Regions from separate parts of the Homo sapiens genome. Here region 2 is linked to region 1. The links are chromatin loops, found by intact Hi-C in ENCODE. Cell type or tissue: CD4-positive, alpha-beta T cell. All regions are shown on one strand. Links, peaks and the distances in the headings refer to the core of each region. The heading gives the core; the rest is flanking DNA.

Region 1 (4,402 bases), core at 257-4,256:
GAAAGAAAGAAAGAAAGAAAGAAAGAAAGAAAGAGAAGGAAGAAAGAGAGAGAAGGAAGGAGGGAAAGAAGGAAGGAAGGAAAGAAGGAAGGAAGGAAGGAAAGAAAGAAAGAAGAAAGAAGGAAAGAAAGAAAGAAAGAAAGAAAGAAAGAAAGAAAGAAAGAAAGAAAGAAAGAGAAAGAAAGAAAGAAAGAAAAGAAAGCAAGAAAGCTAAAAACTGTATTCTGCAGTAGAAGTTAAGGATCTAGAAAGTTTAGGAAACAACCAAGATGGTAAGTTCCTTAAGATCTTAAATGTAAACTGGTAGAAGTCTCCTACCAGTGGACTTCTACACTCAGTCTTAGGAATAGTCTGGATGGCTCACAGTTCACAAATTTGTTTACTAAGGTTGAATTTAGCCCTGGCTTATATTTCATTTATTTAATTCAGCAATGTTTATCATCATTTATTCATTTGCCAGTTGATTCTACAAAAAATTTTAAGCACCTATTTATATAGACACTGTTGACATAAAACAGTCTTTGTGGTGTCTATAGTCCAATGAGAGAGGCAGATGCTAAAGAAATATAGGCACAATTAATACATAAAAGGCATTTTTATGTGGCACACAGTCCATACCATATGACCCAACCAGAAGGTTCAAGTATTTCAGTACAATTTAGGTCAACTTCAATATTAAAAATACTTCCTAAGTACAATAGTAATTTTTAGTGCATATTATAAACAAGGGCCAAGAAAAAAAAACCCTAATTTGATCTTTATATTTGTTAGTTCTTAATGAAAATACTAATTGCTCTTTACCCATTTCTGTGAAACTCTAAATTTTTATTTGTGATGAGTCCAGGTCTATTGGATAGACTTTCAGCATTAGTAAAATGACAGAACATATTACAGGGAAAGTATAAGAACATACAGATTCATTTTCTTTTAAGCTTGGAAACAGGATTCTTTGACTCAAATAGGGCTTCTGTTTGGTGAATTAATGGGTCACCATAACCAAATAATTGTAAGTCACAATTTAACTGAAAACCAGAGAGTAAAAATAGCAAAGACTAAACATATAACATCCTTCTTTCTTCATCTTTGCTTCTGAAAGGTGTGTCTTTCCTGAACTATGAATCACTGCCACAGACTTTGCAAATTTGTTCCATAAGAGGGAAGTACCAGAGCAGCAGTAATGTTCTCATCGCGGGCTTCGCTGCTTCGGAGGGAAGAGGGGCACAGCCTATATAGTTTGGATAACTCTCATTCCCCACAGGTCGCATAAAATGGAAACTGTTAAAACATAAATATTCTGCATTGTTTCACATTACCTTTACACAATAACTGTGACGACTATACTAATAGCAGGCATGATCTTATTGCTTCCTTTCCTTCTTAAACTTGAGTCTTGGGTATCATCATAATCAACATTCTAAAGCTTCCAACATCTCAATCCTAAAAAGTAAATGAAAGCATGGTCCATAAAATTTACAGCTTATGTTTAGTATTTTGGCAACTATTGCTACTCCATAGGCCTGAAAGTAAAATAAATAGGGCTTGAATTTTGAGTCGAAATCAAAATTAAGGTTTTCTTTTTCTTTTATGACTTGGCTTGCTACAGAATTCTGATTGCTACAGAAAAAATTCTGAAAAATATTTGGTAAAATTCTGATTGCTAAAAAATTTTTATGAAATTCCCAGATTAATAATTGTTATTTTAGCCAAAAGTTTTTCAACATTGTTAAAATATAGCATTGGCTAAAGTCTCTCTCTCTATGTGTATGTGTGTGTGTGTATGTATATATAGATGCACACAGACTTTATTTATAATTTTTGCATGCCCTAAAATTTCCGTTTATGTATTCTTTCTGATTGTTTTTCCAAAAAATTAACACCCACATTGACTTATTAGCTTCTCTCCTAAGATAATTTTCTCTCCATATATGAAACAAAGTTGAAAAAAAATAGCTTCTTTTACATCATATAGTAATAATTTCAGTATCACATATTTTCTTCTTTGTCTTCCCAATAACAATTGCTTGAACAATGATGATAATGAATTTGTGGGTGAAATTATTATTACTTTGTGCTTCTTTACCCTCTTTTGTGTAATTAAGGGTACAGTGTACTTCTTTACCTTCTTTTGTGTAATTCAGGGTACAGTGTACTGTTTTACCCTCCTTGTGTAATTCAGGTACAGCAGCACCACATAGTGGACATTTTGGTACTTCTCCGTGAAGAATCATTTCGCTTACCTTCAAAGCAATTGGTTTGCTTTAAGGAATGCAATTTGTGTGGATATTGCTGATGATTATCTCTCTTAATATTGCTCTGGTGAGCCAACATGTGAAGTTACAGATTTCACCTAATATAAGAACAATAATCAGCCTCACAGTCATTGTGAAAAGATAAAAGAGAAGTATTTTAAAATAAGTGTGAAGATACATATAAGTCTGTGCTTCAAATTTACTATGTAATACTAATTATTTCCTAATGTATACTTTGTAAGGGAAGCAAAGCCAATGCTTAGATTTTAGTAATAATAATTCTCAGAGTAAGCCATTCATCCTCATCCATATTCCTATATATCTATAGAAAGAGGCCTAATAGAGGTAATTGTTGCTGTTGTGATTAAATCAAGGCACAAAGAAAAAAATAATGTATGCTATCCCAGGAGTTGATATGTAAATCCAGTTAGCAAAGAGAAAAATTATGCTAATATTAACATTGTCATTTTTTTTGCCACAGTAAGTCTGGATTTGTCAGACATCAATTAAAATCAGGGTGTGAGCAAGGATTTTACACATTCATGGAGAAACATAAAGAGCTGCCATCTAAATGCAATAATACAGTATTTAACATTGTTCTAATAGTCACACCACTTTTTGTCCCAGAATAATTTATGCTCCCTGACTCAGCATACAACTCCCTGGCTAGATTGGAACAGAAACAAACTGACAACCCAGAGAGGAAGCATTGTGTAGAAGGGACAACTCACCCACAGCCCCATGCTTTAGGGGCTTCAGCCAGTTTGTTCATAGAATCAGACTCACTGGAAATATTCAGGACTTAGAATGGTGCAAGGCGAAAAGGAGCAAAGGGAGTCATTTGCAAAAGATAAAAAACACAGTCACTTCTACAGAGTTCAATCATGCAATCACTTGTTGAATTAACCAGACAACATTTCTCAGTTAACGTCTACATGAAAAGCACTGATCCAGGCACTATGGACTATAGAGCAGGGGTTGGCAAACCACAGCTAGTATGTGGCCTGTTTTTCTACAGCCTGTGAGCTGGGGATGAATTTACATTTTAAAAGATTGTTTAGAAAGGGGACAGACAGAGTAAAGAATATATGACAGAGATATTTTGCCAGCAAAACCTAAAATACTGACTATCTTGTCTTTTACAGAAAAAGTTTGCTGACCCCTGCCATCGAGACAGATTTAACACTCAATAAACTTAGAGTCTAGAAAGGACACTAAAACATAACAATAGAACAAACTCAATAACTTATAACTTTCAACCATTTACTGTGTGTTCAGAACTGGGTTAAGGCTGGTTGTGATGGGTGATACCTGTCATCTCAGCACTTTGGGAGGCCCAGGCCGGAGGATTGCTTGAGCCCAGGAGTTTGAGACTAGCCTGGGCAATAGAACAAGACCCCATTTCTACAAAAAATATCAAATAAAAATTAGCCATAAGAGGTGGCACATACCTGTAGTCTTAGACACTTGGGAGGCTGAGGCAGGAAAATCGCTTCAACCCAAGATTTTGATGCTACACTGGGCTATGAATGCACCACTGCACTCCAGCCTGGCTGACAGAGCTAGACCCTGCCTCTTAAAAAAATTAATTAATTAGTCTGGGCGCAGTGGCTCACGTCTGTAATCCCAGCACTTTGGGAGTCCACGGTGGGTGAATCACAAGGTCAGAAGATCAAGACCATCCTGGCCAACATGGTGAAACCCTGTCTCTACTGAAAATACAAAAATTAGCCAGGTGTGGTGGCGTGCGCCTGTAGTCCCAGCTACTCAGGAGGCTGAGGCAGGAGAATCGCTTGAACCCAGGAGGCAAAGGTTGCAGTGAGCCGAGATCGCACCACTGCGCTCCAGCCTGGGGTACAGAGCGAGACTCTATCTCAAAAAAAAAAATTAAAAATTAAAATAGAATTGGGGTAAGTGTACTATATTCATTATTTCATTTAATCTTCACCAAAGAAAGTATGAGGTAGTTATAATTATTATCAATTTAACAATGAATAACCCAAGACTTAAAAAGGCTAATAAATAAGATCATGTAAATGACCAAATCTGGGATTAAAATCTAGGCCATCTAGCCCACAGCACTTAACCACTCAGTTCAGGTACATAAATAAGAATGAAAAAAAGAGTAGAGAAATATAAAACTATAATATACT
Region 2 (4,402 bases), core at 98-4,097, 720 kb before region 1:
TGTTTTATACAAAGTGACCTTGCTGCTCCTTATTAAGAGAAGATGATTTCTCTTGTTCGTGGAATGTGGCCAGCCTTGTCATCGCTTTTCCTGGTTAAAGATGGCAAAAGTGACTGCCAGTGCTGGGCATAGTTTTTAAACAGCTTGGCAGCTTCTGCTTCCTGCGTCTGAGAATGCTGGTTCTTGGGATGCACCCTCTTGGAACCCAGCTGCAGGATCATGAGCACCCCAAAACACATGGAAAAACCACATGTCGCCAATCCTGTCAACATCAGCTGAGCTCGGAGCTGGCTGCTACAATCAACTGCCAGTCCTGCAAAGGAGCCTTCATGGACATTAGCCCAGCTGCCATCTGACTACAACTGTGTGAGATACCCCAAGGGAGAACTACTCAGCTGAGTCCAGTCAGCCTGCAGGACCTTGGGAAATAGGAATAAACTGTTTTCAGCCACTAAATGTTCGGCTTGCTTTTAATGAGCAATCAAGAACTGGGATGAATGTGTGGCTTTAGGACCAAACAGTGGATTGAAACTTCCAGGGTCTTGAAGAGATGAAAAATAAAAGCCAGAAAGGCCTGGAGAAGACAATGAAAGTGGAGCTGTTGGCCGGGCACGGTGGCTCACGCCTGTAATCCCAGCTCTTTGGGAGGCCGAGGCAGGCGGATAGAGGTCAGGAGATCGAGACCATCCTGGCTAACACGGTGAAACCCCGTCTCTACTAAAAATACAAAAAATTAGCTGGGCACGGTGGCGGACGCCTGTAGTCCCGGCTACTTGGGAGGCTGAGGCAGGAGAATGGCGTGAACCTGGGAGGCGGAGCTTGCAGTGAGCCGAGATCGCGCCACTGCACTCCAGCCTGGGCGACAGAGCGAGACTCCGTCTCAAAAAAAAAAAAAAAGAAAGTGGAGCTGTTGATGCTTCAAGACAGTGAGGTCAATGACCTTAGAGGCTGAAGAGAAGGGACCTTTGTTAGGTAAAGGCGAAATTTGCTAATGCTCTAACCATGTGAGGCAGGGGTGGTGGGAGGGCATAGAAAGGGCACCTAATGAACTCATTGATCCAGCTAGGGAGGAAGTAGAAAGTGCCAAGTCAACTGTCTTGTACTGTATATTGTGAAATATAAGAAGAGACAGATGAACTAAGGTTTGTTCTGTTTCTAAGCTGAATTTAGAGGAAACAGAGCCCAGAACAATCTTTCCAGGCAGCAAATGAAAGCTTGTGTTTTTAAAACAGCTTATCCAAGAAATGCTACTTATTTATTATTATTATTTTTTTTTTTTTTTTTTTTTTTGAGATGGAGTCTCGCTCTGTTACCCAGGCTGGAGTGCAGTGGTGTGATCTCGGCTTACTGCAACCTCCGCCTCCCGGGTTCAAGTGATTCTCCTACCTCAGCCTCCCAAGTAGCTGAGATTACAGGCACACACCACAAGGCCCGGCTAATTTTTGTATTTTTAGTAGAAATAGGGTTTTGCCATGTTGGCCCAGGCTGGTCTCGAACTCCTGACCTCAGGTGATCTGCCCACCTCGGCCTCCCAAACTGCTGGGATTACCAGCGTGAGCCACCGTGCACAGCCTTATTCTTTTTTTTTTTTTTTTTTTTTTTAAAGATTTTGTTGTTAAATTGATGATTAAAATTGTATCTTTGGTACATCACTATCTCTGTCTAAGCACAATAACTTCTAGTTGTATTGCGCTTTTTCAGTTTACAAAGAACTTTTACATACATTATCTCAATTCTCCTGACAATCCCGGTGTGAGGCATGTAGGAAAGTTATTTTTAGTCCACAGTATTAATAGTAGCAACACCCACAGCCACCCTTTCTTTTTCTCCAATTTTGGGATTCCTACTATGTGCCCACCATTATACATTAAATAGGTGATCTTGTATCCTCATGGTAGAATATTATGACTCACACATTAAGGATGAAGGATATTAAGACAGAGATACTTCAACCAAGAAATAGCTAGCAATGGTGGAAACTCCATTTGGACATTAGTTTAACTACAAGTCCAAACTCTCATAATCACCTTTTTTCCTGAGAAGAGCAGGAAGCAATTTTAAACCAGAAAGCATCTTCAATATGTAGATTATTTTCACCTCACAAAATTTCATACTCATTGTATGACAGTCAATGTTTTTCAGAGTTACTCTGTGTGAACTATGATTTTGATAAACTACAGTATTTGACTTTTTCCGCTTCTGGTTGGGAACTTATCAGTGTTGTAAAAAGTGTCTTCATTTGTAAAGTAAGTGGGTTCAGCAGATGATCCCTAATACCCCTTTCCTATTTGATATTCCTTTTAATATTTTATAATTTTCTGAAACATGAGTTTTCTTATCACTATCTGCAGGGCTACAGATTAATTCTTTTTGACCAGCAGATGGGGCTTTTGATACCTGAATAGTACGTAAGTTTACTTGCTGGCTCAGTCATCATTTATTAGTCGTAGGAAGCCTTTATTGAGCGCCTACCATAATGTGCCAGGCATTGGCCTAAGCATAATCCTGCTGCTGCTTTAGATTTACGTAATAATGTTCTTAGGCCTATCTCAAATTATTTTTACGTGTGGTAAAGTTTTCAAAGGACCACTTACCATTTTATTAAGAAGAAACTTCTCCCTGTAGAAGACTGGATTAGGTGATTTCTGAGATGTTTCCCAGTGCTAGCTGCCATGATTTGAGGCCTGGGGTTAAGTGACCTTAGCAGTCCAGGACTCTTTTGTGAAGAAGCTGATATGTCTCATTTTCTGTGGTCTCCAAATACTTCCCAGGAGATCAGTAGCTGGAAAATGTATTTTTAAAAGCAATTGTGATCATAAATAGGGTACAGAAGTCATGAGAAGTTTGATAACATTTTCAAATTATACATAAATTTTTAATTATTAATATATTTTATCTATAAATAGGTAACATCTTTTTACCCTAGGTACCAATTAAGTGATGCTTCAAAACAGGGAGTAGAAAAATCCAGATGTTTCTGAAATTTTTTTTCTCTTTGCCTCTCTCAAAACTCTCTTATAGTTGTCCAGTATTGGTTATTATTTTATAAAAGGCCACACTCAATTGTAGAGTAGTAGTTAGGTGTATTTAACATTTCTAAGTTATAGATGTCCCAAGACAGGGGCTGAACTTAAGCTGGCAATACCACTTAAAACTGCTCGAACAATCAAATAAGATTCATCAAACACTTAGATAACCTCTCAGAGAGAAGCCAGGACAAATTACTAGCTTTTCCATTTAGTAAACCTGGACATGTGTCCCTTTGGAAAAGGCATATTCCCCCTTGGTGTACATGCTTTTTCATGGAGGTACCCGGAGGATGAGTCAACTGTGCAGGTAATCACAGCACGCTCATCATCTGTCTGGACCATGTGGTTTGGTGTCCCATAGCCTGTGTGCCACACCTGGTCAGCATTTTCAGAAGTGCAGACAAGTGGCCCAGAAAAGGAATCTGTATCTCTGGGTCTTTCAGGTCTCGCATGTCGAGGCAGATCTATTTTTTCTTTTCTCTTCCCTTTTTTTTTTTTTTTTTTTTTTGAGATGGAGTCTCATTCATTGCCTAGGCTGAGTGCAGTGGCGCGATCTCGGCTCACTGCAACCTCTGCCTCCCTGGTTCAAGCAATTCTCTGCCTCAGCCTCCCGAGTAGCTGGGACTACAGGCGCCTGCCACCACACCTGGCTAATTTTTGTATTTTTAGTAGAGACATGGTTTCACCATGTTGGCCAGGCTGGTCTCGCACTACTGACCTCAGGTGATCCGCCTGCCTCAGCCTCCCAAAGTCCTGGGATTACAGGCGTGAGCCACCGTGCCTGGCCTACTTTTTCCTTTTCTACCCACCCCACCCCAACCAACCTGTCTCAGTGAAAACCTGGTTGTTACTAAAGTGAAACTTTAATAAGGATATTGCCTAGGGAAGATTAGTTGTTTTCCTTGTCATTCAAGTTCATTCTGGACCTCTTCCTCTGAGCTGTTAATCAGTGTTGCTAAACAGACAGGGAAAGACAAGGGAGAGAAAAATGCTGATTCATTCTTCAGAACTTTTAACCCTTTTAACCCCTAATTCTTCTCCTTGAGAAGCTATTCTTTGATTGTGAAAAGCTTTGTTGTTCAAGGAAATATGGGTAATAAAAATAGCTAACATTTATTAAGAGCATAACATTTATTAAGAGAATACTGTATGCCAGATATTGTTCCAAGCACTTTTCATATTAACTCACTGCATCCTCATAAAATGCTATGAGATAGTACAACTAAGGCCATTTCATAGATGAGAAAACTGAGGTTCAGAGAGATTAAGTCACTTGCCAAAGATTGCACAGGTCCTAGGTGGCAAGCCTGCAGTAGAGATCCATAGCCTCTGCTCCTAACCACAACGGGGTCTTCTAGGAACGTGTCCTTATT

What was found. Peaks named below come from ENCODE experiments on the same cell type or tissue, not always from the same donor. Only the 100,000 strongest peaks of a DNase experiment are listed, where the experiment ranks them.
Region 2: it touches region 1 in a loop (6-fold over the local background); 47 of 110 quality-filtered maps call a loop at or near these places.

What each region holds. Positions count from the first base shown.
Region 1 is chr4:109,404,337-109,408,738 of GRCh38, forward strand. No RefSeq gene overlaps it. Among named protein-coding and RNA genes, the nearest start is that of SEC24B, 27 kb to the right of the region's middle. In CD4-positive, alpha-beta T cell, for the core only: a CTCF peak has its summit at 2,200; a DNase peak (open chromatin) is centred at 2,195; H3K27me3 peaks cover 250 bases.
Region 2 is chr4:108,681,256-108,685,657 of GRCh38, forward strand. No RefSeq gene overlaps it. Among named protein-coding and RNA genes, the nearest start is that of OSTC, 33 kb to the left of the region's middle. In CD4-positive, alpha-beta T cell, for the core only: no CTCF peak of the experiment used is centred there; a DNase peak (open chromatin) is centred at 2,396.